2 separate regions of the Homo sapiens genome follow, and region 1 is linked to region 2. Evidence: read pairs that join two places in POLR2A ChIA-PET (ENCODE). Cell type or tissue: A673. All regions are shown on one strand. Links, peaks and the distances in the headings refer to the core of each region. The heading gives the core; the rest is flanking DNA.

Region 1 (15,325 bases), core at 3,767-11,766, 310 kb before region 2:
GTTCTTCCACGGAGCCTTCGGAGGGAGCACAGCCCAGCCAACACCTTGATTTCAGACTTCTAGCCTCCTGAACTGTGAAATGTCTAATTTTTTTTTTTTTTTTGAGATGGAATCTCGCTCTGTCGCCCAGGCTGGAGTGTAGTGGCGCGATCTCGGCTCACTGCAACCTCTCCCAGGTTCAAGCTACTCTTCTGCCTCAGCCTCCTGAGTAGCTGGGACTACAGGCGCACATCACCAAGCCCGGCTAATTTTTGTATTTTTAGTGGAGACGGGGTATCACCATATTGGCCAGGTTGGTCTTGAACTCCTGACCTTGTGATCCACCCGCCTTGGCCTCCCAAAGTGCTGGGATTACAGACGTGAGCCACCGCGCCTGGCTGAAATGTCTTATGTTTTAAGTCACCCAGTTTATGGCAATTTGCTATGGCAGCCCTAGGGAACTATACGAAGGGGCTAACCATCTCACCAGGCATGGCCTAAACACAGAAGCAATGTCTGTTAAAATTGCTCCACACCCCAGCTCTCACAACAGAAGGCCTTTTTTCCATCAAGAATATAGAATGTTAGCCTAGAAGGAGAGATGTCTGGGTAGAGCGTTTACGAGCGCTCACTATGTGCCAGTCTCCCTCCTAAGTGGCAGCCATGTGCTCCATAACCCACTGAATCCGCACAACCGCCACAGGAGGTGAGCACTGCTCTCCCCATCTTACAGGTGGGGAATGTTGAGGCTCAGAGGGATGAAGTAACTCACCCAGAGGCCCACAGCTAGGGATGGCAGGGCCTAGCTTGGGTCTCAGGTTCCTTGGACTCCAGAACCCACACTCCTAACCACCACCCAATCTTCTCCCTGCTGCAGGTCAAGTTCATTCCCTTGATTTTACAAATGAGGAAACCAAGGCACATCTACCACAGTGATCACAAAGGCTCTGCCCACTGTGGGGGAACAAATAGCTTCAATGAAGCTACTGCCAGTCAGCCGGGGTCCAGCTGGGGCTCCCTCTATTTGCAGACAAAGGGTGGTTGCCCTCCACGACTGGCAAAACAAGCCCAGCTGGGCAGCAAGAGCTGCAGGCTGCATCCCTGCCCACCACTTAACGAGAGTGGCAAGTGGCCAGAAATTAATTAGCTGTCTCAGTTTTGGCACAGCCTGAGGAAGGAAAGTGGTTAATTATAATGAAGCCCAGAGAGCATGTCATAGGAGAAGATTAAAGGCTGGAACAGAGAAATCCAGGCCCCAGAGTTGAACATGAGCAGGGAGGCCAGCCAGGTCACACTCAACAAGAAGCAGGACAGATGCCTCGTTCACCTCAGTTCAAGAACAACACACTCATGGCAGCCAGGGAAGAGCAGCTCCTCCCCACCACCCTGGCTCTGCTTCTGGCTTAGGGGTGGCTGGACCAGGGATGGGGCAGCAGGCACAATGGGGGCCCAAGAACGCAGACTCCCACAAGGATGTGGCATATCAGACCCTGGACCTCTGGAAATAGGACAGGTCCTTTGTACAAACACCTAGTGACATGCTGTCTGAGTGTTGGACCCTCTGCTGGGGCTCCAGCTATGAACAAAGGATATACTCCCTCTACCCCACACCCACTCATGGTGGGGAGAGCAGAACAGGGGAGCAAACAGGTGTCTGAAATAGTGCATAGACCCTATTCCAATGGCGGGGGACACACAGGACACTGTGGGAACATAGAGGAGGGTTACCTGTTGGCTGGAAGGGCGGTGAGGAGCAATCAGAGAAGGCTCCCTGGAGGAAAGACTTTCTAAGCTGAAAAGTCAGGGGTTTCTCTGAAGGAGACAGCAGCCTGAGGTTCCTGCACATCTTACTGCCCTCTTGTCTCGTAGTTGGGTGATTTTTATTATAGATCCCAACAACTCTACAGACCAAATCTCGTTAACAAAGTGCCATCTGGATATTTAAGAAGTACCTGAATGGGCACAGTGGCTCACACCTGTAATCCCAGCACCTTGGGAGTCCGAGGTGGGAGGATCACTTGAGCTCAAGAGTTCGAGACCAGCCTGGGCAACATAGGGAGACCTTATCTTTATCAAAAATTTAAAAATTACCCAGCATGGTGGCACACACCTGTAGTCCCAGCTACTCAGGAGGCTGAGGTGGAAGGATCATTTGAGCCCAGGAGGTGGAGGTTGCAGTGAACCGAGATCGAGTTACTACATTCCAGCCTGGATGACAGAGCAAGACTCTATCTCAAAAAAAAAAAAAAAAAGAAAAAAAGAAAGAAATACTTAGTGATGCCTCCTTAGGGTGAGGGACTAAGCTACGAAACAGGATTGAGGATGAATGTGACACAGTTCCTGCCCTCCAGGAGGAACTGGTAAAAGGGAATGCAAGCACAGAAACAAGCAGCAGCACTGTCATGGGGACACACTGGTTCAAGGCTGGGCGCGGTGGCTCACGCCTGTAATCCCAGCACTTTGGGAGGCCGAGGTGGGCGGATCACCTGAGGTCAGGAGTTCGATACCAAACTGGCCAACATGGTGAAACCCTGTCTCTACTAAAAATACAAAAATTAGTCAGGCATGGTGGAGTGCACCTGTAATCCCAGCTACTCTGGAGGCTGAGGCAGAAGAATCACTTGAACCCAGGAGGCAGAGGTTGCAGTGAGCCGAGATCACACCACTGCGCTCCAGCCTGGGCAACAAAAAAACAGAACACTGGTTTGTGACCACCTACTTTTGTGTGTGTCTTCCCTCTCTCTAGGTGACAGGCACTGGATGAAGGCACTGTGATTTATATCATTGCATTTAATCCTGATAGCCAAATGTAGTAAGCACTACCACGGCATTTGGTAGATGAGGGGACTGTGGATCAGAGAGTCAGGGAAACTTGCCCAACGAAACACAGCTGACAGGTTGTAGTACCAGGACTCAAGCCCAGGTCTGTCTGGCCCCGTGATGGTTAGTCTGATGTGTCGACTTGGCTAGACTATAGTACCCGGCTATTTTATCAGACACTAATCGAGGCGTTGCTGTGAAAGGATTTTGTAGCTGTGGTTAGTATCTGCCATCAGCTGACTTTAAGGAGATTATCCTTGATCATCTGGGTTGGCCTTTTCCAATCAGTTCAAAGGCCTTATGAACAAAACAGATTTCTCAGAAGAAACTCCACCTCTAGCATCAGCTCCTGCCTGAGTTTTCCACCTACCACTTTCAGACTTGCCCAGCCAGACCCCACAACGGTATAAGCCAACTCCCTGAAATATATCCTACTGGTGCTTTTTCTCTGATAGGATCATGCCTGATACAGACCCAAAGCCCACGCTCTAGGCCAAGGCTGGTGCCACAGAGCCACGCAGTCTCCTGAGCTGGAAAAGGGCAGTGACACCCACCATCACATGGGGGGCTTTGCTGTCAGACACTTACTAACCAGGTGCCCTTAGGCAAAAGTCTTTCATCTCTGAGTCTCAGCTTCTTCACCTGTAAAATGGGCACATTACATTGTTCCTACCTCATAGAAGTGTTGTGAAGACTCAGTGAGATTTTGCATGCAAGGTCTCCTGTAGAGAGCCTTCTAATCTTGTCAAACACAGGCTCATTTTTTCCACAGTTGTAATTTCTCGGTTCTTCATGATTTTGAGTCCTCACCATCTGCCAGCTTAATGTTTCAGTCCCACAATTCCACGTAAATAATGTCCACAAGTTTATTATTCTTAGTGACAGTGATGTAGATGTTACAGTTTCCCTAACCTGTACCCACCCAGCTCCCCAGCAAAGAAATACCCTTTGAAGACAATGGGCTAGGGAGCCCCTGTTCAGAGCATCACACATGTTCTCTCATTTGAATCACACACACCCCAGGAAGTGGGTCTCAGTATATTCCCATTTTGTTTATAGAAGAAACTGACCCAAAGATGAAAGGCGCTCATCCAGGAGTGTAGAATGAACAGAACTGAGATGCAAAGCCAGGCATTCCAAAAAGCCCAGGCAGACTCCAGGCCTTTGGCCATGCTGTATGTTACTTTTTTTTTTTTTGAGACAGAGTCTCACTCTACCACCCAGGCTAGAGTGCAGTGGCGCAATCACAGCTCACTGCAGCCGCCAGCTCCCGGGCTCAAACAATTCTCCCACCTCAGCCTCCCAAGAAGTTGGGACTACAGGTGTGTGCCACCATTCCTGGCTAATTTTGTATTTCTTGTAGAAATGGGGTCTCCCTGTGCTGCCCAGGTTGGTCTTGAACTCCTGGGCTCGAGCGATTCTCCCACCTCGGCCTCCCAAAGCAGGCCTCCTACCGACTTGATTACAGGCAGGAGCCACTGAGCTTGGCCTTTACTTCTTATGCCATCTCTCTGCCTGGGACCCAAAAGAGCTTCTCTTTCCTTTTGTTTATTAACAATGGATTATTTTTTAAATTATTTTAATGACATTACAAATAAGTCTGCTCTGTTCCACAGCCTCTCCCAATCCCTGGCTGTATCAAAAAGTCATTTTTCCACAGTGGAAATCAGAGGGTATCATAGGTTCAGCCTTCTTCATGGACATTGCTTCATGGACACTGCTTCATGGACACTTTGTACATCTGAGCTCTGAGAGTCAAGGGGCCTCAGTTCAAAGGCTGGCTCTGCCACTTCCTAACTGTGGCCCTGGGCAAGTGAATTATCATCTCTGAGCCCCAGTTTTCTCATCTGTCAAATGGAGAGAAACATGGTACTAAACTCATAGAGCTGGCTGAATTAAATGAAATAACCTATGTGCAATGCTTCACATAGAGCTTGGCACAAAGCTGGCCACCTTGTCAGCATCCAAAAAAGGTCAGCCAGGCATGGTGGCTCATGCCTGTAATCCCAGTACTTTGGGAGGCCAAGGCAGGAGGATCACTGGAGCCCAGGAGTTCAAGACCAGCCTGGGCAACATAGTGAGACCTCATCTCTACAAATAAAAAAATTAGCCAGGCATGGTGGTGCCTGTGGTCCCAGCTACTCAGGAGGCTAAGGTGGGAGGATCACTTGAGCCTGGGCAGTTGAGCCTGCAGTGAGCCATGATCACTGAAAGAAAGAAAAAAGTCAGCAGTTCTATTTTTGGTGTTAACTCCGACCGAGTCAGTATGCTATGCTTTGCTGTTGAGCTCTTTTTTTTTTTTTTTGAGACGGAGTCTCACTCTGTCGCCCAGGCTGGAGTGCAGTGGCACGATCTCAGCTCACTGCAACCTCCACCTCCCAAGTTCAAGCGATTCTCCTGCCTCAGCCTTCTGAGTAGCTGAAACTACAGGCGCACGCCACCACGCCCGGCTAATTTTTGTATTTTAATAGAGACAGTGTTTCACCATGTTGGCCAGGATGGTCTCCATCTCCTGACCTCGTGATCCACCCACCTCGGCCTACCAAATTGCTGGGCTTACAGGTGTGAGCCACCACACCAGGCCGAGCCCTCTCTTATATGGGACAACAAGGCCTAGGCAGGTGGAAGGAGTGTCTTGTGGCTAACCTGCCCCTCCCAGCAGGACAGCTCCATTCGCTCCCCTCAGGGAGGAATGGAAAATCACTAGATGTGGGGTATTTCCCAGCACTGTGGGAGGATGAGTTTTTGTAACCAAGGGAAACAGATTATCTCCATCTGTCCTGCAGGGGCATCTGGTGGGGACAGCATCTGGTGGGGCCAGGAGAAGCAGCATCTCCGCTCTGGCTTAATTCCTGCCCTGGTTCCCAGGTGCTGGGCAATGATCCAAAAGGCCTCATTATCACCAATGGCTTCTTGCTGTGGGCCAGGCCCTGTGCTAAAGCCATACAGCATCATCCCCCTTAACCTTTGCCCTTGCTGTTCCCTCTGCCTAAAACACTCTTCCTCCAAGCAACAGTCCTCTGCTCATTTGTCTCCTCTTCTTTGACCTCTCCATATACAGGTATGCCTCGTTTAAAGCACTTTGTAGATATTGTGTTTTTTACAAATTGAAGGTTTGTGGCAACCCTGCTATGAGCAAGTTATCAGCACCATTATTCCAACAGCAAGTGCTCACTTTGTATCTATGTCATATTTTGGTAATTCTTGCAATATTTCAAATTTTTCATAATTATATCTCTTATGGTTATCTGTGATTAGTGTTTTTGTTGTTGTTGTTGTTGTTTTATTTTTGACTGGGTCCTCACTCTGTTGCCCAGGCTGGAGTACAGTGGCACTATCACAGCCCACTGCAGCCTCGACCTCCCAGGCTCAAGCAATCCTTCCACCTCAGCCTCCCAAGTAGCTAGGACTACAGGCATGTCCCACCACACCTTGCTATTGTTTTTTTCATTTTGTAGAGATGGAGTCTCATTATGTTGCCAGGGCTGGTCTCGAACTCCTGGGCTCAAGCGATTCTCTCACCTCAGCCTCCCAAAGTGCTGGGATTACAGGCATGACCACCGTGCCTGGCCATCAGTGATCTTGGATGCTACCACTGTAATTGTTTTGGAGTGCCACAAACCACACGCCTGTAAGAGGATGAACTTAATTGATAAATGTGTATGTTCTGACCGCTCCACTGACTGGCCATTGCCCCATCTCTCTCCCTCTCCTCAGGCCTCTCTATTCCCTGAGACACAACAATATTGAAATTAGGCCAATTAATAACTCTACAATGGCCTCTAAGTGTTCAAGTGAAAGAAAGGGCCAGGTGCAGTGGCTCACACCTATAATCACAGCACTTTGGGAGGCTGAGCTGGAAGGATTGCTTGAGCTCAGGAGTTCAAGACCAGCCTGGGAAAAAAGTGAGTCCCCATCTCTACAAAAAATTAAAAAATTAGCTGAGTATGGTGGTGCGCACCTGTAGTTCCAGCTACTTCGGAGGCTGAGGAAAGAGGATCACTTGAACCCAGCCAGTTGAAGCTGCAGTGAGGCATGATTGCATCACTGCACTCCAGCCTGGGCGACAGAGCAAGACCCTGTCTCAGAAGATAAAAAGAAAATGAAAGGGTCGCATGTCTTGCACTGTAGATCAAAATCTAGAAGGCCAGGCACGGTGGCTCACGCCTGTAATCCCAGCACTTTGGGAGGCCGAGGTGGGTGGATCACCTGAGGTCAGGAGTTCGAGACCAGCCTGGCCAACCTGGTGAAACCCCATCTCTACTAAAAATACAAAAAATTAGCTGGTGTGGTGGCGGGCACCTGTAATCCCAGCTACTCAGGAGGCTGAGGCAGGAGAATCACTTGAATCTGGGAGGAGGAGGTTGTAGTGAGCCGAGATCGCGCCATTGCACTCCAGCCTGGGCAACAGAGCAAGACTCTGTCTTAAAAGAAGGAAAGAAAGAAAGGAAACAAAATACACTTAACTGCTGATATGGAGAAGGTTTGAGTGGTCTGGATAGAAGATCAAGCCAGCCACAACATTCCCTTAAGCCAAAGCCTAATCCAGGGTAAGGACCTAATTCTCTTTAATTCTAAGAAGGCTGAAAGAGGTGAGGAAACTGTAGAAGACAAGTTTGAAGGTGGCAGAGGCTGGTCCATGGGGCTTTAAAGATCACTGATGAAGGCAGCTACACTAAACAACAGATTCTCAAGGGGACAAAACAGCCTTCTATTGGAGTAAGATATCATCTAGGACTCTCATTCCTAGAGAGAAGTCAGTGCCTGGTTACAAAGCTTCAAGGAGAGACTGATGCTCCCTCTCTCTCCTTTTTTTTTTTTTTTGAGACAGAGTCTCACTCTGTTACCCAGGGTGGAGTGCAGTGGCGCAATCTCGGCTCACTGCAACCTCCACCTCCTGGGTTCAAGCGATTCTCCTGCCTCAGCCTCCCGAGGAGCTGGGATTACAGGTGCACATCATCACACCCGGCTAATTTTTGTATTTTTAGTAGAGACAGTGTTTCACTATGTTGGTCAGGCTGGTCTCAAACTCCTGACCTCAGGTGATCCACCTGCCTTGGCCTCCCAAAGTGCTGGGATTACAGGCGTGAACCACTGCGCCTGGCTTTTTTTTTTTTTTTTTTTTTAAGAGATCGAGTTTCACTCTGTCACTCAGGCTGGAATGCAGTGGCACGATCATAGCTCAGTGCAGCTTCGAACTTCTGAGCTCAAGCGACTCTCCCTCTTCGGCTTCCAAAGTGCTGGGATTACAGGTATGAGCCACCGCACCCAGCCAGGCTGACTCATTAGGGGCTAATGCAGCTGGTGACTTTAAATTGAAGCCGATGCTCATTTACCATTCCAAAAATCCTAGGGCCCTTAAGAATTATGCTAAATCTACTCTGCCTGTGCTCTATAAATGGTACAACAAAGCCTGGATGACAGCACATCTGTTTACAGCATGGTTGATGGAGTATTTTAAGCCCACTGTTGAGACAAACTGCTCAGAAAAAAAGATTCCTTTCAAAATATTATCGCTTATTGACAATGCACCTAGTCACCCAAGAGCTCTGATGGAGATGTACAAGGAGATTAAGTTGTTTTCATGCTTACTAACACAACATCCATTCTGTAGCCCACGGATCAAGGAATAATTTTAACCTTTAAGTTTTATTATTTAAGAAATACATTTTGTAAGGTTACAGCTGTCATAGATAGTGGTTCCTCTCATGGATCTGGGCAGAGGAAACTGAAAGCTGGAAAAAATTCACCATTCTAGTTGCCATTAGGTACATTTGTGGCCAGGTGTGGTGGCTCACACCTGTAATCCCAGTACTTTGGGAGGCTGAGGTGAGAGGATCCCTTCAGGCCAGGAGCTCGAGACCAGCCTGGGCAACACAGAAACTCCGGCTCTACAAAAAATAAAAATAAAAAATAAATAAATTAGCCAGACATGGTGGCACACACATGTAGTCCCAGCAACTTGGTAGACTGAGGCAAGAGGATAGTTTGAGCCCAGGAGTTTGAGGCTGCAGTGAGCTATGATCACTGCACTCAGCCTGGGCAACAGACTAAGACTGTGTCTCTGAGCAGGGGGAAAAGAAAAAAACAATATTGACAGGAGTTTTAAAGAAGTTGATTCCAGCCCTCATGGATGACTTTGAGGGGTTCGAGGCTTCAGTGGAGGAAGTAACTGCAGATGTAGTAGAAATAGCAAGAGAACTAGAATTAGAAGTGGGGCCTGAAGATGTGACTGAATTGCTGCTGCTGCAATCTCATGAAAAAACTTTAATGGATGAGAAGTTGCTTCTTATAGATGAGCAAGAAAGTGGTTTCTTGAAGCTAGGCGCAATGGCATGCGCCTGTACTACCAGCTACTCAGGAGACTGAGGCAAGAGGATCACTTGGGCCCAGGAGTTTGGGGCTGTAGTGAGCTATGATCGTGCCTGTGAGTAGCCACTGCACTCCAGCCTGGGCAACACAGTGAGACAAAAATCAAAAAGAAAGAAAGTGGTTTCTTTTGGTTTTGTTTTGTTTTTGAGACAGGGTCTTGCTCTGTCACCCAGGCTGGAGTGCAGTGGTGCAATCTCAGCTCACCACAACCTCTGCCTCCCGGACTTCAGCAATCCCCCCACCTCAGCCTCCCTAGTAGCTGGGACTACAGGCGCACACCACCACGCCCAGCTAATTTTTGTATTTTTTTGTAGACACAAGGTTTTGCCATGTTGCCCAGGTTGGTCTTGAACTCCTGACCTCAAGGGATCTGCCCACCTTGGCCTCCCAAAGTGCTGGAATTACAGGCGTAAGCCACCGCTTCTGGCCGAAAGTGGTTTCTTGAGATGGAATTTACTCCTGGTGAAGAAGATCTGTGAACTTTGTTGAAATGACAACAAAGGATTTAGAATATAACATTAATTTAGTTGATAAAGCAGCAATAGGATTTGAGAGGACTGACTCCAATTTTGAAAGTTCTACTGTTGGTAAGATGCTATCAAACAGCATCGCATGCTACAGAGAAATCTTTCATGAAAGAAAGACTCAATTGATGCAGCAAACTTCACTGTTGCCTTGTTTTAAGAAATTGCCACAGCCACCCCAACCTTCGGCAACCACTACCCCCAACCAGCAGCCATCAATATTGAGGTAAGACCTTTCACCAGCAAAAAGATTATGATTTGCTGAAGGCTCAGATGATCATTAGTATTTTGTTAGCAATAAAAGTATTTTAAAATTGAAGTATGTATATTTTTCTTTAGACATAATACTATGACACACTTAATAGACTACAGTATAAACAACTTTTTTTTTTATTTTTTTTTGAGACAGGGTCTGGCTCTCTCACCCAGGCTGCACTGCAGTGGCGTGATCTCGGTTCACTGCAGGCTTGACCTCCTGGGCTCCACCCATCTCAACCTCCCGAGTAGCTGGGACTACAGGTGCATGTCACCACACCCGGCTAATTTTTGTATTTTTTTGTAGAGACAGGGTTCTGCCATGTTGCCCAGGCTGGGCTCTAACTCCTGAGCTCAAGCAATCTGCCCACCTCAGCCTCCCAAAGTGCTGGGATTACAAGCATGAGTCAGCACACCCAGCTGTAAACAACTTTTATATGCACTGGGAAACCAAAAAATGTGTGTGACTTGCTTTGAGATATTTGCTTTATTGCAGTGGTCTGGAACCCAAACCACAGTATCTCTGAGGTATGCCTGTACAACTGCAGCCCCGCCACCCTCTCACCCAATGCCTGTTTCGGTTGACTTCACTGCCTATAGCCTTAGCCTTATATCTATTTGTTTACTGTCCATCTTTTCCCCACTAGACTGTCAGCTCCATGAGGGCAAGGACTGTGTCTTCATCACTGTTGCATCCCAAGTACCTAGAACTGTGCCTGGTACTTCAGGGGGGACAACCCAATGATGTAGAGTTTTTCTATCATCCCCATTTCACAGATGAGAAAACAGACAGCACGCTGAGTTCAACAGTGGACAGCCAGCAAGAAGCTGGATTTGAACCCTAGTCCACCTGCTGATGAAGGACAGGGCTGCCTCCCTGCTGTTGGCCTTGTCCCAGGGAACCTGGAGTTCTTTAGGCCTATCATGTGTTATCAGTAGCCCCTAGGCCAGGCTGCCCTGTGTAAGAACCCACTTCTTGGGCTGGGCGCTGTGGCTCACGCCTGTAATCCTGGCACCTTGGGAGGCTGAGGCAGGCGGATCACAAGGTCAGGAGTTCAAGACCAGCCTGACCAACATGATGAAACCCTGTCTCTACTGAAAACACAAAAATTAGCCGGATGTGGTGGCGTGCGCCTGTAATCCAAGCTACTCAGGAGGCTGAGGCAGGAGAATCGCTTGAACCCGGGAGGTGGAGGTTGCAGTGAGCCGAGATCGTGCCACTGTATTCCAGCCTGGGCAACAGAGTGAGACTCTGTCTCAAAAAAAAGAACCTACTTCTTGTGTTCCCAAGTACTGCTATTTCCAGCCACTCCCTGCCTCTCTCTCACTTTGGAAAATCCCAATTGTGCAAAGAGACACAAGGAGAGGGAGCAAGGGGATAGGAAAAGCAGTTCTAGTCCAGCCTTGGCCATGGACTCAAAAGACACAGAACCTTTCTAGGTCTCGGTTTCCTCATTTGTAAATCAGAGGGGCTGAACTTGACATACAAGGTGGCAGAGAACAAGGCAATGGTTAAGAGTGTGGGCTCTGGCCAGGTGCAGTGGTTCACACCTGTACTCCCAGCACTTTGGGAGGCTGAGGCAGGTGGATCACAAGGTCAGGAGATCGAGATCATCCTGGCTAACACGGTGAAACCCCATCTCCACAAAAAATACAAAAAAAAATTAGCCGGGCGCGGTGGTGGGCACCTGTAGTCCCAGCTACTCGGGAGGCTGAGGCAGGAGAATGGCGTGAACCTGGGAGGCAGAGCTTGCAGTGAGCCGAGATCGCGCCACTGCACTCCAGCATGGGCAACAGAGCGAGACTCCGTCTCAAAAAAAAAGAGTGTGGGCTCTGGGTTCAGAACAACACTCTTCTGATTTCAAAATTATCTTGGGACTTTGGGCATGTTATGTCGTTTCTCTGAGCCTCAAGTTTCCTTATGTATACAATGGGGGCAACACACTCACCTCCTACGAGGTCTGCAAAAATTAAATGGGATAATATATATACATCTCTAGGCAGGGTGCCTGGCACAAAATAGGTACTCAAGAAAAAGAACCATCAGCCAGGCACAGTGGCTCACGCCTGTAATCCCAGCACTTTGGGAGGCCGAGGCGGGCGGATCACAAGGTCAGGAGATCAAGACCATCCTGGCTAACACGGTGAAACCCTGTCTGTACTAAAAATACAAAAAAAAAAATTAGCCGGGTGTGGTGGCGGGCGCCTGTAGTCCCAGCTACTCGGGAAGCCGAGGCAGGAGAATGCCGTGAACCCAGGAGGTGGAGCTGCAGTGAGCTGAGATGGCGCCACTGCACTCCAACCTGGGCAACAGAGCCAGACGCCATCTCAAAAAAAAAAAAAAAAAAAGAAAAAAGAAAAAGAACCATCATCCATGAGTCACAGTTCTATGCCTTGGTAACAAGCTCATTTCTGCAGGGGAGGAAAATTCTGCCTCTCTCTGTGTGGTGTTCTTTGAATGGGGCTTTTTTTTTTTTTTTTTTGGAGATAGGTTCTCACTCTGTCACCCAGACTGGAGTGCAGTGATGCGATCTCGGCTCACTGCAACCTCCGCCTCCCAGGCTCAAGCGATTCTCCTGCCTCAGCCTCCCGAGTGGCTAGGATTACAGGCATGCACCACTACCGCCCGGCTAACTTTTTTATTTTTAGTAGAGAAAAAGTTTCACCATGTTGGCCAGGCTGGTCTCAAACTCCTGACCTCAAATGATCCACCCACCTCAGCCTCCCAAAGTGCTGCGATTACAGGTGTTAGCCACCGCACCCGGCCTGAATGGGGTTTTTTTGACCTCACAGGACCTTGAAGTTTGAGTTCTTTCTACTTATCAAGAAAGACGGGCTGGGCACGGTGGCTCACACCTGTAATGCCAACACTTTGGGAGGCCGGGTGGGTGGATCACCTGAAGTCAGGAGTTCGAGTCCAGCCTGGCCAACATAGTGAAACCTCATCTCTACTAAAAAATACAAAAATTGGCCAGGCACAGTGGCTCACGCCTGTAATCCCAGCACTTTGGGAGACCAAGGCAGGCGGATCACAAGGTCTGGAGCTCGAGACCAGCCCGGCCAACATGGTGAAACCCCGTCTCTACAAAAAATACAAAAATTAGCCAGGCATGGTGTGCGTACCTGTAATCCCAGCTACTCAGGAGGCTGAGGCAGGGGAATTGCTTGAACCCAGGAGGCGGAGGTTGCAGTGAGCCGAGATCATGCCATTGCACTCCAGCCTGGGTGACAGAGCAAGACTCCGTCTCAAATAAATAAATAAATAAATAAATAAACAAACAAATAAAATTTAAAAAAGAATAGCCGGGTGTAGTGGTGCACATCTGTAATCCCAGCTACTTGGGAGGCTGAGGCATGAGAATCACTTGAACCCAGGAGGTGGAAGGTGCAGTGAGCCGAGATCGCACCATTGCACTCCAGCCTGGGTGATAAAGTGAGGCTCCATGTCAAAAAAAAAAAAAAAAAAAAAAAAGACTACAGAAGAAAAGATTCTTTCTGCACACACCCTTCCTGGCCAGAGACAAAGCTGCTGATTTCTGCAGCTGCACTGGGAACTATAAATCAGTAGAACACAACCCAGACACCCCCTCATTCCACCCCACAGCTCCCAGCCGGTAATGGGGCCACTATAGCCTGCAGAGGATGGTAAATTGTTCATTTAAGCCAGACTTTCTGCTCTACCCCCACGATTATCCCTCTTCCTGTGCATGTTATGACATTCCGTGTGGCCAATTTGATTTTGAGGTCCCAGGACTCTGAGGTTAATGAAATCATGCCTTTTCCTTGCACAGCCCCCTGCCTCTCAAAGTCCAGACATCTGCCAGGCAAGGGGGAAGGAGAACCTGAGATCACAGCATTTAAAAATCATTCTTTTTAAAATCTCAGGGTTGGGTGCCTGTAATCCCAGTACTTTGGGAGGCTGAGGCAGGTGGATCATTTGAGGTCAGGAGTGCGAGACCAACCTGGCCAACATGGTGAAACCCCGTTTCTATTAAAAATACAAAAAAAAAAAAATTAACCGGGCATGGTGGCACATGCCAGTAATCCCAGCTACTTGGGAGGCTGAGGCAGGAGAATTGCTTGAACCCAGGGGAGCAGAGGTTGCAGTGAGCCGAGATTGCGCCACTGCACTCCAACCTGTGCAACAGAATGAGACTCCGTCTAAAATCAATCAGTCAATCAATCAATCAATCGATAAACAAACAATAAAATAAAATCTCAGCCATGGTGAGAGGGGCCTGCAATTCTGCTTGTCTTTTCTCCACCCGAATCTCCAGGGCCAAACCTCCACCCAGTGGTTTCCCAGTGTCTACTTGCGCACTTCAGTGACAGGAAGCTCCCTACATTACACAGCAGCCCGTACCTTCTTGGAGAGCTTTGACTGTGGGAAAATTCCTTATAGAAATAATGAAATAGCAGGGCGCGGTGGCTCACACCTGTAATCCCAACACTTTGGGAGGACGAGTCGGGCGGATCACGAGGTCAGGAGGTAGAGACCAGCATGACCAACATGGAGAAACCCCATCTCTACTAAAAATACAAAGTTAGCCGGGCATGGTGGCGCATGCCCGTAATCCCAGCTACTCGGGAGGCTGAGGCAGGAGAATCGCTTGAACCCAGGAGGCGGAGGTTGTGGTGAGCCGAGATTGCGCCATTGCACTCCAGCCTGGGCAACAAGAGCAAAACTCCATCTCAAAAAAAAAAAAGAAAGAAATAATGAGATGTGCGCAAACACACATGTCTAAGAATGTTCACAGCATTATGTATGATTACTATTTTTTTGTTTTTAGAGACAGGGTCTTGCTATGTTGCCTGTGCTGATCTTGAATTCCTGGGCTCAAGTGATCCTCCCACCATGGCCTCCCAAAGTGCTGGAATTATGGGGGTGAGCCACCATGCCCGGGCAGCAGCAGCATTATTTAGATTGGCATAATATTGGAAATTATAAAAGTCACTGGAAAAAGAACACATTCATGCAATGTAGCCATCAAAAATCATGTTTTCAAACTAGAAGAGCACATGCTTAACATATAATGTTAAGTGAATAGGCATCTCACAAAATATTACATGCAATGCGATCATGACTTCGACATGTGACCCTGATTTCACTAAAATGGAAAAACAAAGCTGGGTGTGTCGGCTCATGACTGTAATCCCAGCACTTTCGGAGGCCAAGGTGGGAGGATCACTTGAGTCCAGGAGTTCAAGACCAGCTTGGGCAACATAAGGAGATCCCCATCTCAAAAATAAAAATAAGCTGGGCACGGTGGCTCATGCCTGTAATCCCAGAACTTTGGGAGGCCAAGGCAGGTGGATCACCTGAGGTCAAGAGAAGAGTTCAAGACCAGCCTGGCCAAGATGGTGACACCCCATCT
Region 2 (15,325 bases), core at 4,565-12,564:
CCAGCTAATTTTTATATATTTTGTAGAGACAGGGTTTTGCCAAGTTGCCCAGGCTGGTCTAGAACTCCTGGGCTCAAGCGATCTACCCGCCTCAGCCTCCCAAAGTGCTGGGATTACAACAGCTGTGAGCCACCATGCCCGGCCGGAGCCACAGTCTTTAAGGTCATGAAAAACAATCAAGTTGTCTAAGCCTCTACCTAATGTTACGAAGGGAAGGAGAACTCCAAGAGCCCTTCTCGGTCTCAGCTCTGGGCCTAACCAGCAGCCCCCTCATTCCTTCCTTCTAGTGGTTCCCGAGAACCTCGCCTCTCTAGCTCTCCCCTCCATGGTATATGGACACAAGGCCAGGCACTTTTCTGCTGATTATCCTGGGGAAGGAGAACTAAATACTAAAGATGGGAAAGTAACCAAAGGTCTAGAATCCTGATAAGCCTTTGCAGGCTGAGCTTCTGCAGGTTGTCACTGGCCCAGTTCTGACTGATGAGGTGGCAGTTCTGAACTTCACCCAACTTTTATTCTCCCAGGGCTGAGAATCCTCCCACCTGTCTTTTGAGACCCCTTGTCCCACACTAAAAAGTGCACATTCTTTGGGATTAGAGGGAACTGGGTTCACCTTCCAGAGCTTGTGGCTGGCCAGTTGCCTTAACCTCTCTGAACTGTATCCTCATCTATAAAAGGGGATGCAATGACTACTTCTCAGGGCTGTCATCAAGACTGAATGAAATGGTTGTAAATCCACAAATATTTATAGTGCTTTACTACTAAGGGAGGAGACCACCCCTCATATTGTCTTATGCCCAATTTCTGCCTCCAAAGAAGTAAAAACTAAAAGGCAGAAATGAAATCCACAGGCAGACAGCCTGGCGCCGCGACCTGTGTCTGGTTAAAGATCGACCCCTGACCTAACCGGTTATGTTATCTATAGATTCCAGACATCGTATGGAAAAGCACTGTGAAAATCCCTGTCCTGTTCTGTTCCGTTCTGATAACCAGTGCATGCAGCCCCCAGTCACATATCCCCTGCTTGCTCAATCAATCACGACCTCTTCATGCAGACCCCCTTAGAGTTGTAAGCCCTTAAAAGGGACAGGAACTGCTCACTCGGGGAGCTCAGTTTTTGGAGACGTGAATCTTGCCAAAGCTCCCAGCTGAATAAAGCCCTTCCTTCTTTAACTGGGTGTCTGGGGGGTTTTGTCTGCGGCTTATCCTGCTACACTACTGCTTGGCTTTGGGTGAGGAGGTGTAGCAAGGATAAAGGAGACTAACCCTTTTTTACTCTCATAATTTGTTCATCCTTTGTATTTATTTTTGAGACAGGGTCCTGCCCAGACTTGAGTGCAGTGGCATGGTCATGGCTCACTGCAGCCTCAACCACCCGGGCTTGAGCCATCCTGGATAGCTGGGACTACAGGTGTGCACCACCACGCCCGGCTAATTTTTGTATATTTTGCAGAAACAACGTCTTGCCATGTTGCCCAGGCTGGTCCCGAACTCCTGGGCTCAAGCGATTCTCTAGCCTTGGACTCCCAAAGTGCTGGGATTATAGGTGTAAGCCACCATGCCTGGCCTTTTATTTTATTTTTTTAAGAGAGGGGGTCTCACTCTGTCACCTAGGCTGGAGTGCAGTGGTGCAATTAGCTTATTGCAGCCTCGAACTCATGGACTCAAGCGATCTTCCCACCTCAGCTTCCCAAGAGCCTGGGATCATGGGCACGTGCCACAGCACTTGGCTTGATTTGTTCATCCTAAAAAAGTCCAGAGGATTCTTGGCAGGCCTGCCCAAGATCCCCCTATGAGCTTGGCCAAACACAAAGACTCCCAGGCTTGGGCTTAAATGACCAGGTAGATGGTAGACTTCCATGTAGTGAGATAGAGAACACTGTTGAACAAACAGGAGAGAAGAGACGTGAAGCTCCATGTTGCTAGGTGTTTTCATTCAATCTGAAGTGCTTGGGAGCCATCCCAGAAAGGATGTCAGGCAGGCAAAGTTAGATGGGGTAGGGATGTGGGATATAAGAGGCATCTTTGTGGCCGGGCACGGTGGCTCACGCCTGTAATCCCAGCAGATTGGGAGGCCAAGGCGGGTGGATCACCTGAGGTCAGGAGTTCGAGACCAGCCTGACCAACGTGGAGGAACCCCATCTCTACTAAAAATACAAAATTAGCCAGGCGTGGTGACGCGTGCTGTAATCCCAGCTACTCGGGAGGCTGAGGCAGGAGAATCGCTTGAACCCAGGAAGTGGAGGTTGTGGTAAGCCGAGTTTGCACCATTGCACTCCAGCCTGGGCAACAAGAGTGAAACTCTGTCCCTCCACCAAAAAAAGAGGCACCCTTGTTTTAGATAGACAGCTGTATGCCAAGGCAAACATCTCATCAGTTCATCAGAATAATCTGTAGCAGTCTGCTGTGCCTGGGAGGGAGACTGTATTAGCATGAAAAGTACTCACAATAAGAAGTCAGGAGAAAAAGCAGGAAACAATTATGTCAGCACAGTTGGTGCTGATGGCTGGGCTGCCATGAGCACAGCCCGGAATGGAGTCAGACACATAAGGGCTATATGAAGTGTTGGTGTCATGGGGCATTAACCAAAAAATCTGTTATCATGGATGGAACAAACCCAGTCAACATCTCCTTAGTTGTGTTTGGCTAATATTCTGGAGCGTTTCACTACAAGCTGGCCACAATGATCCCACTCTACAGAGAAGAAAACTGAGGCTCAGAAAGGTGAAGTATCTCACTCAAGATTGGAAGAGAAGGCCAAGATCTGAACCAAGTTAGTCAGACTCCAGAGCTGGCGTCCTTGAGTGTTATTAGAAATTTCTTCTGGCCGGGCGCGGTGGCTCACGCCTGTAATCCCAGCACTTTGGGAGGCCGAGGCGGGCGGATCATGAGGTCAGGAGATCGAGACCACGGTGAAACCCCGTCTCTACTAAAAATACAAAAAATTAGACAGGCGTGGTGGCGGGCGCTTGTAGTCCTAGCTACTCGGGAGGCTGAGGCAGGAAAATGGCGTGAACCCGGGAGGCAGAGCTTGCAGTGAGTCGAGATCACGCCACTGCACTCCAGCCTGGGTGACAGAGCAAGACTCCGTCTCAAAAAAAAAAAAAAAAAAAAAAGAAATTTCTTCTGCCTCCTTCCTCCCCATGCTCCCTAGTAGTCTCTCAGCTTGCCTGGAACTGTGTCTCCTCCTCCTTTCCCTAGGAAAGACAGCAACTTTTCACTGGTCTTCCGGTCCCCACCCTCATCCCCTCCTCTCATTCTCCAAGTCATTCGTGATCAATAAATATGTGTGTGTGTATATATATACATATATATATTTATTTTTTTTTGAGACAGGGTTTCACTCTGTTGCCCAGGCTGTAGTGCAGCAGCACGTACACGGCTCACTGCAACCTCCACCTCCTAGGCTCAAGCGACCCTCCTGCCTCAGCCTCCAGAGTAGCTGGGACTACAGGCATGTACCACCACGCTTGGCTAATTTGTAATTTTTTTTTTTCTTGTAGAGACAAGGTCTCACTATGTTGCCCAGGCTGGTCTCAAACTCCCGGGCTCAAGTGATCCTCCCACCTCGACCTCCCAAAGTACTGGGATTATAGGCGTGAGGTACCATGCCCGGCCTCATTCATGATCTTTCCAAACCTCAAACCTGAAGCAAGCTGCTGGCCTGCTTGGACTCCTTAGTGGTCCCCTTTTCCTGGAAGATAAAGCCCACATTTCTTAGCTGGGTATTAGAGGTCTCCAACATCGGGTACTGACAGAACCTTTAGCTTCATTTCCTATCTATCACATCCTCCCTTCTCTTCCCACACAATCTCCTTGCCAGACCCACCAGGCCAGAATGCTAACTGTCCTCTCCATACTATTTGCATCTCTTTACCTGGAACGCCTTCCCATCCCTTATCCCACTGGAAGAACATCTACTGGTGTCTCAAAGTCACCTCCTCTGATCCCTCCTCCATCCTGAACTAGTCATTCTCTCTGAGAAACTGGGACAGACTTTTGGATCACAATCACTTTAATTTACATGCCTGTCCACCATACCAATCAACTTCCTAAAATATGAGCCCCTGGGGGCACCGGCTAACTCACTGTATCTTCCATATGCAAAACCCTTTTATTCCTCACAGGAAGCTGAAGAAGGCAGCACTGTCACTCCTATTTCACAGTTAAGGAACTGAGGCTCAGAAAGATAACTTTATCGGCCTAAGTTCACAGAGCAAGTAAAGGGCAGCCTAGAAAAGCAACCCAGGCCTATCTGACTGATTCTGAAGGCAGACCTTGGTCCAGGCAGGGGCTAAGGCAGTCTGGGCAGGCCTCCCCAGTATCCCCTATGCACTTGGCCAAGTCCAAGAAGCAGAGAGCAGAAGCCAGCTGAGGAGAGGATGGTGAGACCAGAGAGGAGACAATGAGGCAGCTAGAGCCTGAGGGAAGGTGGGGTGGGTGGTGACAGATCCACCCACAGATGTGGGGAAGGACAGTGGCGACAACTCCCTGCTGCGGTGGAGACGGCACCTGAGTGCTCTTTGAGTCCCAGAGGCTTCCTCTCCAAAATGGAAGACTTGAGGCCCTGCACTGGGCTGGCAATCGCCAGGGAAGGGCAGGGGATGGAGGGCCACCTTCTTTTTTTTTTTTTTTTTTTTTTCTGAGGTGGAGTCTCGCTCTGTCGCCCAGTCTGGAGGCAATGGCGCGATATCGGCTCACTGCAAGCTCCGCCTCCCAGGTTCACGCCATTCTCCTGCCTCAGCCTCCCGAGTAGCTGGGACTACAGGCGCCTGCCACCACACCCAGCTAATTTTTTGTATTTTTAGTAGAGACGGGGTTTCACCGTGTTAGCCAGGATGGTCTCGATCTCCTGACCTCATGATCCACCCACCTCGGCCTCCCAAAGTGCTGGGATTACAGGCGTGAGCCACTGCTCCCGGCCAGAGGACCACCTTCTAAAAGGTGGAGCCCTGTTCCCGGTACCTGCCTGCACAGCCTCTACTGCACAAATGGGTCTTGTATACAGACTTCTCTCACTGCTCTGGGTGTGTTTTCCTTTATTTGCTTTTCTTTTCTTCTTTTTGAGATGGAGCCTCACTCTGTTGCCCAAGCTGGAGTTCAGACTCACGATCTCAGCTCACTGCAACCTCCGCCTCCCAGGTTCAAGCGATTCTCCCGCCTCAGCCTCCCTAGTGCTGGGACTACAGGCGCAAGCCACCACGCCTGGCTAACTGCTTGGTATTTTTAGTAAAGACGGGGTTTCACCATGTCGGCCAGGCTGGTCTTGAACTCCTGACCTCAGGTGATCTGCCCACCTTGGCCTCCCAAATTGCTGGGGTTACAGTCGTGAGCCACCGAGCCCGGCCTCTCTGGCTGTTTTCTTAACCAGGCAGTGAGTGTCTGGGCTGGGAATAAGGAGTTGGCTTTTGGCATCATGCTTCCCCACCCCGCCCCACACAACACAGCTTCCATCTTCAAGGAGCATACAGTCTCTGGGAGAAGAGTGAGACAGTCACAGATAAGTCGGCTACAGAGTCAGCTTCCACCATCAGGCACTCCTGAATGCCCACAGCTGCCCTTTGAGGTGAGCAGACTCATCCCAGTTTTACAGCTAAGGGGAAGATGAGGCTCAGGGAAAGGTGACCCAGGTCACAGAGAGGTGGAATGAAATCCCAGTCTCATGACCATGCTCCACCAGAGCTGGAGCTGCCCTACCCCCACCTCACCTTCCTTATTTATTGAAGAAAGTGGGTAGGCACGCCAGTCTAGACAGTCTGCCCGGAGCCTGGTGCTCCTGCCCTGACCTCCAGTGACCTCACCACAGCCTCGATTTCTGTAAAAGGAGACAGAGCCCTCCCAGGCCACTGCAGCTGTGCCCTCCGTCCCCCACACCAGGAGGAAGAACTTGCCTGCCAGACTAAGGCTGAAAAATCTCTGTGTGTAAGGTCCCCAGGAGGGAAGGGAGGAGAGGGCTCATGTGTCAACAATATACATTTGGTGAGCTGCTGTTATGCCAGGCACACAGGTGGTATATTTCACACTAGGAGTTTCTCACCTGGGATCCCCGTTCTATACAACCTGTGCCTGGGCCTATGTGTTCATTTTTCCTGGGGGAAGGGACACACAACTTCACTGCTTTATGAAAATTATAGGATATTACTATTCGGGAGGCTGAGACAGGAGAATCGCTTGAACCCGGGAGGTGGAGGCTGCAGCGACTGAGAGCACGACACTATACTACAGCCTGGGCGATAGACCAAGATTCTGTATCAGAAAAAAAAAAAAAATTGGCCGGGTGCGGTGGCTCACACCTGTAATTCCAGCACTTTGGGAGGCTGAGGCAGGTGGATCACCTGAGGTCAGGAGTTCAAGACCAGCCTGGCCAACATGGTGAAACCCCGTCTCTACTAAAAAAAAAAAAATACAAAAATTAGCTGGGCCTGGTGGTGTGTTCCTGTAGTCTCAGCTGCTCAGCAGGCTGAGGCAGAATTGCTTGAACCTAGGAGGTGGAGGTTGCAGTGAGCTGAGATCGCGCCACTGCACTCCAGCCTGGGTAATAAGAGTGGAAACTCCGTCTCAAAAAAAAAAAAATTATATCCTCACCACATGCCCCCTACCATTGCTTTACAGATAAGGAAACCAATGCTCTGGGGGACTGGGTGGGTTGCCCAAGGGCATCTGATGAGAAAGTTGTAACGATGAACAGAACAGGATTCCTGCTCTTGGGATGTCTTTGAAACAGGAGCCTCGTGAACTCCTAATTCATCTGTCCAGGTTTCACTCTGATACCCTTCTTGGGGGAAATCTTCCCTGCCTCCTCCACCCCGCAGAGTTCCTTAGTCTTGCACACAAGACGCTTCGTGACCCAGCCCCTGCTGTATCATCTTGTTACTCTCCTCCTCCAGTCACCTCAAGACCTGTGGTATCCCTGACCACAATACCTATACCTTCATGCCGTTGCACGTGCAATCCCTCTGCCTGTATCACCCTAATCCCACTACCCTCAGACTGCCTGAAAAACTCTGTTCCTTCAAAACCCCATTCAAGAGTCACTTCACCTGGAAAGCCATCCCTGAGCCTCCTGGGCAGGGTGGGGGATCCCCCTGAGGGCTCCCCGTAACACCCCACACACTCAACTTCTGCTAGGGCACACAAGTCACACGTGGTCGAAGTTAGGTCAATATGTGACGTATGAATGACTTGCCAGTAGCGTCCGTCGCCTGGGTTCAAGGGCATAGTTCGCTAATGACACGGGCCTGCTCTTCTCACTACTGTCCCCCAGCCCCGCAAGAGAGGGACGCAATAAATGGCCAGCAAATAATCTGCTGACAGACTGAGCTGCTGCGGAGTTCAAGACACACGGCTCCCAAAGGTCCACAGCGGGAGACCCTCGAGCTCCTACGACCCACCCTCTCCCGGGCAGGGCTCCCTCCCCGATCTGCAAACCGCCTTCTCCAAGCGCATGCCGGACAAAACCATCCTCCTCGCGGCAGAGACCCATCCCCCGCCCGGGCGGCCGCGCGCACCCGGCCCGCCGCGCTCGCGCAGTTTGAATCTCCCGCCTGCGCGGGCGCCGCGGTGCGGGCGTGAGAGGCGCGGCGGCGGAGGGGCCGCGCGGCCCTAGCTCCAGCGAGGCAGCGCCCAGCCGCTGCTGGAGCGCCCCGCGGGGCCGGGGAATCGCGAGCCCGCACCGCGCCTTCCTGCCTCCGGGCTTCACGTGGGGCCGGCGCCGCGCGACACGGGCGAGAGCGGGCAGCGACTTAGGCCCGCGTGGACCGGCCCGTGCTCCGGCTGTGGCCGCTCCGCTTACCGCCCTCTGCCCGGACCCTCCGCGCGTCCCAGGCGAGACCTACCTTGGTGCACGTCGGCCACAAGGAACTCCGGCGCTCCCCGCCGGGCCGCGAACTGCCCCAGAGCATGCGCTCTGCAGGCCTCTGGCCCCGACCCGGGTGAGAAAGGAAAACAAAGAGCCCGGCGGCCCCTGGCGGCCATCCCAGGATCTGCATGTGGCGCGCTCCCGGGCTGGGGGAGCCCTTGGCCGGGCTGGGGGAGCCCTTGGCCAGGCTGGCTCCCCTGGCCCGGTTCCAGTGGGCGTGTATTTTGGAAACCCCAAATCGGGACACGTGGACTAACAACCAGAAAGACTCCTTGAGTTCGGTCTGTTTAGGAAAATCTTGTGCGGTAGGGTCTGTACGGAGAAAAAAGATACTCATCTTCCCTACCCTCAAGAGGGCATGGAGAAGGTTGAAAAATCAGACTATCAACAACCACACAACGCTATGACAGGGATACCCAGAGGGGCATCTGACTCAGTCCGGGGCTTAAGAACAGCTTTCCAAGTTAAGTCTAGGGGGGCAGGACATCCTAGGAGAAGCGACGTTTGCAATGACAGGGAACCACGAGAACCCAGGGAGGTTGTGGGAAACTGCCAAGTAGATGGGAGTAGAGGGTGCCTGTGGGAGTGACAGATCATGGATACAGGGTCTTGTGTGTCTAAGGGGTCCAGCCTCTATCCTGAGGCAGTAGGGATATATGGGAATTTGGGCACGGGAATGGCATGATCAGATTTTTTTCCCCGTGAGTTAACATCAGATGGGTATGTGCCCATGTCTTAACAAGGTTTGAGGGAGGCACATCTCATATGCGTGTGAACACCCAGTCATCTTCTTATGAGCTACAAGAGCATCCTAATATGATCAGATCTTATAGAACAAAATAGAGAATGGACTTGGGGAAAACGGGAGCCAAGTGGGGAGGAGCAAGAGGAATGAGAGAGACCAGATAAAATAGAAGGGTGTGAGTTGGGGTTGGGTTAGAGATGGAAAACAGGTACCAAGAAAAGGCTGTCTCTTATTAACACCCATTCTTCAGGATGGATACAAACAGTTCTTCAGGATTTCAGGTGTTCCCTGAAACCCTTGCAAAGGACGTTTTCTCGATTTCATGTTGATTCAGACTCTGAGTCATTCTACGGCACCCAAAGTCTAGATGGACACTTTTGATGAGTTCTTACCAACTGAACTGAACTTTTTTTTTTTTTGAGATCGAGTCTTGCTCTTGTCACCCGGGCTGGAGTGCAATGGTGAGATCTCGGCTCACTGCAACCTCTGCCTCCCAGGTTCAAGCGATTCTCCTGCCTCAGCCTCCCAAATAGCTGGGATTACAGGTGCCTGCCACAAAGCCTGGCTAATTTTCGTATTTTTAGTAGAGACTGGGTTTCGCCATGTTGGCCAGGCTGAATTCTTATATGCAGAGCCTGCCACAAAGCACTCCCCTGTCTTCAGGGTTTCTTACCTCTCCAAGTTTACCTCTGCCTCCATCATGGACTCCTCTTTTGGATGATGTACTGTGAAATTTCTCCAACTTTTAACCCTGGGATCTCTGATCTCTCTCTCTCTCTCTGCTGTCTTCCTCCAAGATCTTACACATTCATGTAGCTTCATGTAATAATAATAAGTGATTATTATTATTATTGCCTATTTTGTAAGACCCTTTATTTTGTTAACTACAGAAACATCCATGTCAGCTCATTTGTTCCTCACAAAAACCTCATGGCAGTTGGAAGATAAGAAAACTGAAGTTTAAAGAGGTAAAGCAAGTTTTCTGGGGTCTTCACACAAGTGGTGGAAGGAGACCTCAACTCTTTTTTTTTTTTTTTTTGAGATGGGGTCTCACTCTGTTGCCCAGGCTGGAGTGCAGTGGTGCGATCTCGGCTCACTGCAGCCAGGTTCAAGCAATTCTCCTGCCTCAGCCTCCCAGGTAGCTGGGATTACAGGTGCCTGCCACCACACCCAGCTAATTTTTGTATTTTTAGTAGAGACAGGGTTTCACCATCTTGGCCAGGCTGGTCTTGAATTCCTGATCTCATGAGCCACCCACCTCATCCTCCCAAAGTGCTGGGCTTACAGGCGTGAGCCTCCGCGCCCAGCCTTAATTTTTGTACTTTTAGTAGAGATGGGGTTTCTCCATGTTGGCCAGGCTGATCTCGAACTCCTGACCCGCCCAGGCTAGAGTGCAATGGCACGATTTCAGCTCACTGCAACCTCTTCCTCCTGGGTTCAAGCAATTCTCCTGCTTCAGCCTCCTGAGTAGCTGGGATTACAGGCGCCTGCCACCATGCCCAGCTAATTTTTGTATTTTTAGTAGAGACGGGGTTTTACCATGTTGGCCAGCCTGGACTTGAACTCCTAAACGTCAGGTGATCCACCCGCCTCAGCCTACCAAAGTGCTGGGATTACAGGCGTGAGCCACCGCGCCTGGCCATTTTGTGTATTTTTAGTAGAGACCGGGTTTCACCATTTTTGCCAGGCTGGTCTGGAACTCCCGACCTCAGGTGACCTGCCCATCTTGGCCTCCCAAAGTGCTGGGATTACAGGCATGAGCAACTGCACCTGGCCTTTATTTTTATTTTTTTAGTTTTGTATTTGTATTTTTTATTTTATTTTGAGATGGAGTCTCATTCTGTTGCCCAGGCTGGAGTGCAGTGGTGCAATCTCGGCTCACTGCAACCTCTGCCCCCTGGGTTCAAGCAATTTTCCTGCCTCAGTCTCCAGAGTAGCTGGGATTACAGACACGCACCACCATGCCCGGCTCATTTTTGTATTTTTAATAGAGACAGGGTTTCACCATGTTGGCCAGGCCGGTCTTGAGCTCTTGACCTCAAGTGATCCACCCATCTCGGCCTCCCAAAGTGCTGGGATTACACGTGTGAACTACTGCGCCCAGCCCCAGTTGTTTGTCTCAAGAGTCTCACTCTGTCATCCAGGCTGGAGTGCAGTGGCAGGATCTCGGCTCACTGCAACCTCTGCCTCAGCCTCCCGAGTAGCTGGGACCACAGATGTGCACCACCATGCCCAGCTAATTTTTTTTTTTGAGACGGAGTCTCACTCTGTTGCCTAGGCTGGAGTGTAATGGCGTGATCTCAGTTCACTGCAATCTCTGCCTCCTGGGTTCAAGCAATTCTCCTGTTTCAGCCTCCCGAGTAGCTGGGATTACAGGCGTGCACCACCACGTCCAGCTAATTGCCCATCTAATTTTTGTATTTTTGGTAGAGACAGGGTTTCACTATGTTGGCCAGGCTGGTCTTGAACTTCTGAGCCTCAGCAGTCAGCCTGCCTTGGCATCCCAAAGTGTTGGAATTACAGGAGTGAGCCATCGCAACTGGCTGATATGGAGGTTCTGGCTGTAATAATGTACTGTGGGTTTTATAACATATATAAAAGTAAGACACATGACAATATCAAAGACTATATAGTGAGAAATGGAAGAAATATTTATTTATTTTTTCGAGACGGAGTCTCGCTCTGACCTCGTGATCTGCCTGCCTTGGCTTCCCAAAGTGCTGGGATGGATTACAGGCGTGAGCCACTGTGCCCAGCCGGAAGATTGTTTTTTTTTTTTGAGATGGAGTTTTGCTCTTGTTGCCCAGGCTGGAGTGCAATGGCATGATCTCGGCTCACTGCAACCTCTGCCTCCCAGGTTCAAGCAATTCTCCTGCCTCAGCATCCCGAGTTGCTGGGATTATAGGCATGTGCCACCATGCCCGGCTAATTTTGTATTTTTAGTAGAGACGGGGTTTCTCCATGTTGGTCAGGCTGGTCTTGTACTCCCGACCTCAGGTGATCCGCCAGTCTCAGCCTCCCAAAGTGCTGGGATTACAAGTGTGAGCCACCACACCAGGCCGCCAGAAGGTTTTTTTTTTGTTTTTTTTTTGAGACGGAGTCTCGCTCTGTCGCCCAGGCTGGAGTGCAGTGGCGCGATCTTGGCTCACTGCAAGCTCCACCTCCTGGGTTCATGCCATTCTCCTGCCTCAGCCTCCCTAGTAGCTGGGACTACAGGCACCCGCCACCACGCCCGGCTAATTTTTTGTATTTTTAGTAGAGATGGGGTTTCACCGTGTTAGCCAAGACGGTCTTGATCTCCTGATCTCGTGATCCGCCCGCCTCGGCCTCCCAAAATGCTGGGATAACAGGCGTGAGCCACCGGGCCCCGCCTTTTTTTTTTTTGAGACGGAGTCTTGCTCTGTTGCCTAGGCTGGCACGATCTCAGCTCACTGCAACCTCTGCTTCCAGGTTCAAGCAATCTTCTGCCTCAGCCTCCCAAGTAGCTGAGACTACAGGCGAGCACCACCACACCTGGCTAATTTTTTTTTTTTTGTATTTTTAGTAGAGGCGGGGTTTCACCATATTGGCCAGGCTGGGGAAGATTCTTATACTACAAGTGAACTGGTTTAATATCAATTGAATGTGGACTATTGTAAGTTAAAAATGTATAATATGGCTGGGCATGGTGACTCATGCCTGTATTCCTAGCACTTTGGGAGGCCAAGGTGGGAGGATTGCTTGAGCCCTGGAGGTCAAGACCAGCTGGGACAACATCATGAGACCTTGTCTCTACAAAAAATACAAAATTTAGCCAGCCATAGTGGCACATGCCTGTGGTCTTCACTACTCAGGAGACCGAGCTGGGAGGATGGCTTGAGCCCAGGAGTTCCAGTTTAAGGCTGCAGTGAGTCATAATCTTGCCACTGAACTCTGGCCTGGGTGACAGAGTGAGACCCTGTCTTAAAAAAAAAAAGTAAATAGCCTAAACACTCCAATTAAAAGACATAGACTGTCATACTGAAAAACCCAACATGTTACCTACAAGAAATAAAATTTTAAAATAAGGCCAGGCACGGTGGCTCATGCCTGTAATTCTAGCACTTTGGGAGGTCAGGGCAGGCGGACTGCCTGAGCTCAGGAGTTTGAGACCAGCCTGGGCAACATGGTGAAACCCCATCTCTACTAAAATACAAAAAAATTAGCCAGGCATGGTGGTGCATGCTGTAGTACCAGCTGCTCCAGAGGCTGAGGCATGAAAATTGCTTGAACCTGGGAGGCAGAGGTTGCAGTGAGCTGAGATCGCATCACTGCACTTCAGCCGCGCAAACCCCATCTCTACTAAAAATACAAAAAAATTAGCTGGGCGTGGTGGTGCGTGACTGTAATTCCAGCTACTCCGGAGGCAGAAGTTGCAGTGAGCTGAGATTGTGCCACTGCACTCTGGCTTTGGCAACAGAGTGAGACTCTTGTCTAAAAAAAAAAAAGAGGCTGGGCGCGGTGGCTCACACCTGTAATCCCAGCACTTTGGGAGGCCGAGGCGGGTGGATCACAAGGTCAGGAGATTGAGACCATGGTGAAACCCCATCTCTACAAAAAATTAGCAGGGCATGGTGGCAGGCACCTGTAGTCCCAGCTGCTGGGGACGCTGAGGCAGGAGAATGGTGTGAACCCAGGAGGCGGAGCTTGCAGTGAGCCAAGATTGTGCCACTGCACTCCAGCCTTTGGAGACGCAGTCTCCAAAAAAAAAGAAACTAGCAAGGATAGATTTGAACAACACTAATACAACAACAATAATACACTTTCAAGTAGCCCATAGATCAAAGAATAGAAAAGGAACTCAAAAATATTTTGAAATGAATTAAAATGAAAACAAAACATACCAGAATTTGTGTGTTGTTAACAGTATCTGGAGGAAATTTATAGCACTAAATGCCTACATTAGAAAAAAAGAAAGGTCTCCAATCAATGAGCTCAGCTACTAGCTTAAGAAACTAGGAATAGATGAGCAAACTAACCCCAAAATAAGCAAAGAAAATAATAAAGATAAAAACAAATCAATAAAAAAGAACACAGAAAAATTAAATCAGCCAGTGCTTGCTATATGGCAGGCACAGTACAAGAATAAGTACTGAGTTTACATATGCAGTCTCTTGAGGATCCTCCAAGTAGGTTAGATGGACATAAAATGGAAAATAACCAGATCAGAATACTAATGACCAGGAAGAATGATCAAGGTGCCAGCCTGCCTTCAAGAGCCAGTGAGGCCATTGTGGATCCTTAGGGAAAGGGGAGGTGAGGATAGTGGTTAAGAGATCAAGGCTCTGCCGGGCGTGGTGGATCACCTGAGGTCAGGAGTTTTGAGACCAGCCTGGCCAACATGGCGAAACCCTGTCTCTACTGAAAAAAAAAACACAAAAATTAGCCGGGTGCGGTGCAGGCGCTTGTAATCCCAGCTACTTGGGAGGTTGAGGCAGGAGAATCGCTTGAACCCAGGAAGCAGAGGTAGCAGTGAGCTGAGATCACGCCACTGCACTCCAGCCTGGGAGGCAAAGACTCCATCTCAAAAAAAAAAAAAAAAAAAAGGATCAGGCTTGAGGCTAGGCGCAGTGGCTTACGCCTGTAATCCCAACACTTTGGGATGCTGAGGCAGGTGGATCACTTGAGGTCAGGAGTTCGAGACCAGCCTGGCTAACATGGTGAAACCCGTCTCTACTAAAAAATGCAAAAAAAATTAGCCGGGCATGGTGGCGTGCGCCTGTAATCCCAGCTACTTGGGAGGCTGAGGTGGGAGAATTGCTGGAACCCGGGAGGTGGAGGTTGCAGCAAGCCAAGATGGCTCCATTGCACTCCCTCCTGGAGACAGAGTGAGATTAGATCTCAAAAAAAAAAAAGCTGGGCATGGTGGCTGACGCCTGTAAACCCAGCACTTTGGGAGGCCGAGGTGGGCGGATCACGAGGTCAGGAGATGGAGACCTTCCTGGCTAACATGGTGAAACCCCTTCTCTACTAAAAATACAAAAAAATTAGCCGGGTGTGGCGGCGTGCACCTGTAGTCCCAGCTGCTGGGGAGGCTGAGCTTGCAGTGAGCTGAGATTGTGCCACTGCACTCCAGCCTGGGCGACAGAGCGAGACTCCCTCTCAAAAAAAAAAAAAAACAAAAAACAAAAAATTGGATACTGTATCCTTGGTTTCTGAGAAGTCACAAAAGAATGTTATTTAATAAGTGATCATGCTGCTGCACTCCATCTAGAGACCCTAAGAATCTTTTCACAAATACCAACTCCTTTGTCCTTATTACAACTCTATGAGGTAGTTTATCACTTATTTTGTGAACATGAAATTGAGGCAGAGGGGCTGAGTAACTCACCCAAAGTCTCATGAACAGCAAGTGGTGGGATCAGGATTCAAACCCAGTCTAGTACTCCTAAGATAGGCAACCAATACTGTCTGCCTACACAAAGAACAAGGCCAGAAGTGCCTGTTTGGAAAGTCTAAAAAAGGGGTATTGCAAGCTGAAGTTTAGCAGAGTGGGACCTGAACACCTACTGACAGCTTTGCTTCACCTCTACCTTGCAAGTCAATAGAAATTCATTCATTTCCTGCCCAGCACTGCAGTTACCCAAACCCACCTGAGTATATGGATTGAAAACATACTAAAACCACTGGTTCAGAAAAAAATCACTTTACTCAGGTGAGATCTATGTAGTTACAGCAGGACACGGATGGGACTGGGCATACAG

Evidence for each region. ChIA-PET counts read pairs that join two places held together with the same protein. Peaks named below come from ENCODE experiments on the same cell type or tissue, not always from the same donor. Only the 100,000 strongest peaks of a DNase experiment are listed, where the experiment ranks them.
Region 1: POLR2A ChIA-PET joins it to region 2 with 12 read pairs; 5 of 35 experiments call an interaction of 5 or more read pairs at or near these places.

Annotation. Positions count from the first base shown.
Region 1 is chr1:28,821,288-28,836,612 of GRCh38, reverse strand. All of the region lies in intron 1 of OPRD1 (opioid receptor delta 1), which reads right to left. Among named protein-coding and RNA genes, the nearest start is that of OPRD1, 17 kb to the right of the region's middle. RefSeq lists enhancers at 454-954, 955-1,455. In A673, for the core only: no CTCF peak of the experiment used is centred there; no DNase peak of the experiment used is centred there.
Region 2 is chr1:28,510,819-28,526,143 of GRCh38, reverse strand. It overlaps RCC1 (regulator of chromosome condensation 1), which reads right to left. Exons shown (of 13, transcript NM_001381865.2): 4 at 9,277-9,419. LOC124904836 (small nucleolar RNA U13) reads right to left here and starts at 8,668; the gene lies at 8,569-8,668. It overlaps SNHG3 (small nucleolar RNA host gene 3), which reads right to left. Exons shown (of 4, transcript NR_036473.1): 4 at 15,252-15,325. RefSeq lists enhancers at 1,584-2,085, 6,936-7,145, 6,439-7,289, 7,290-8,141, 9,216-9,275 and 2 more and silencers at 7,286-7,375, 7,426-8,065. In A673, for the core only: a CTCF peak has its summit at 7,984 (motif pointing left); DNase peaks (open chromatin) are centred at 7,563, 7,993, 8,343, 8,753 and 5 weaker places; H3K4me3 peaks cover 1,941 bases; H3K27ac peaks cover 5,075 bases.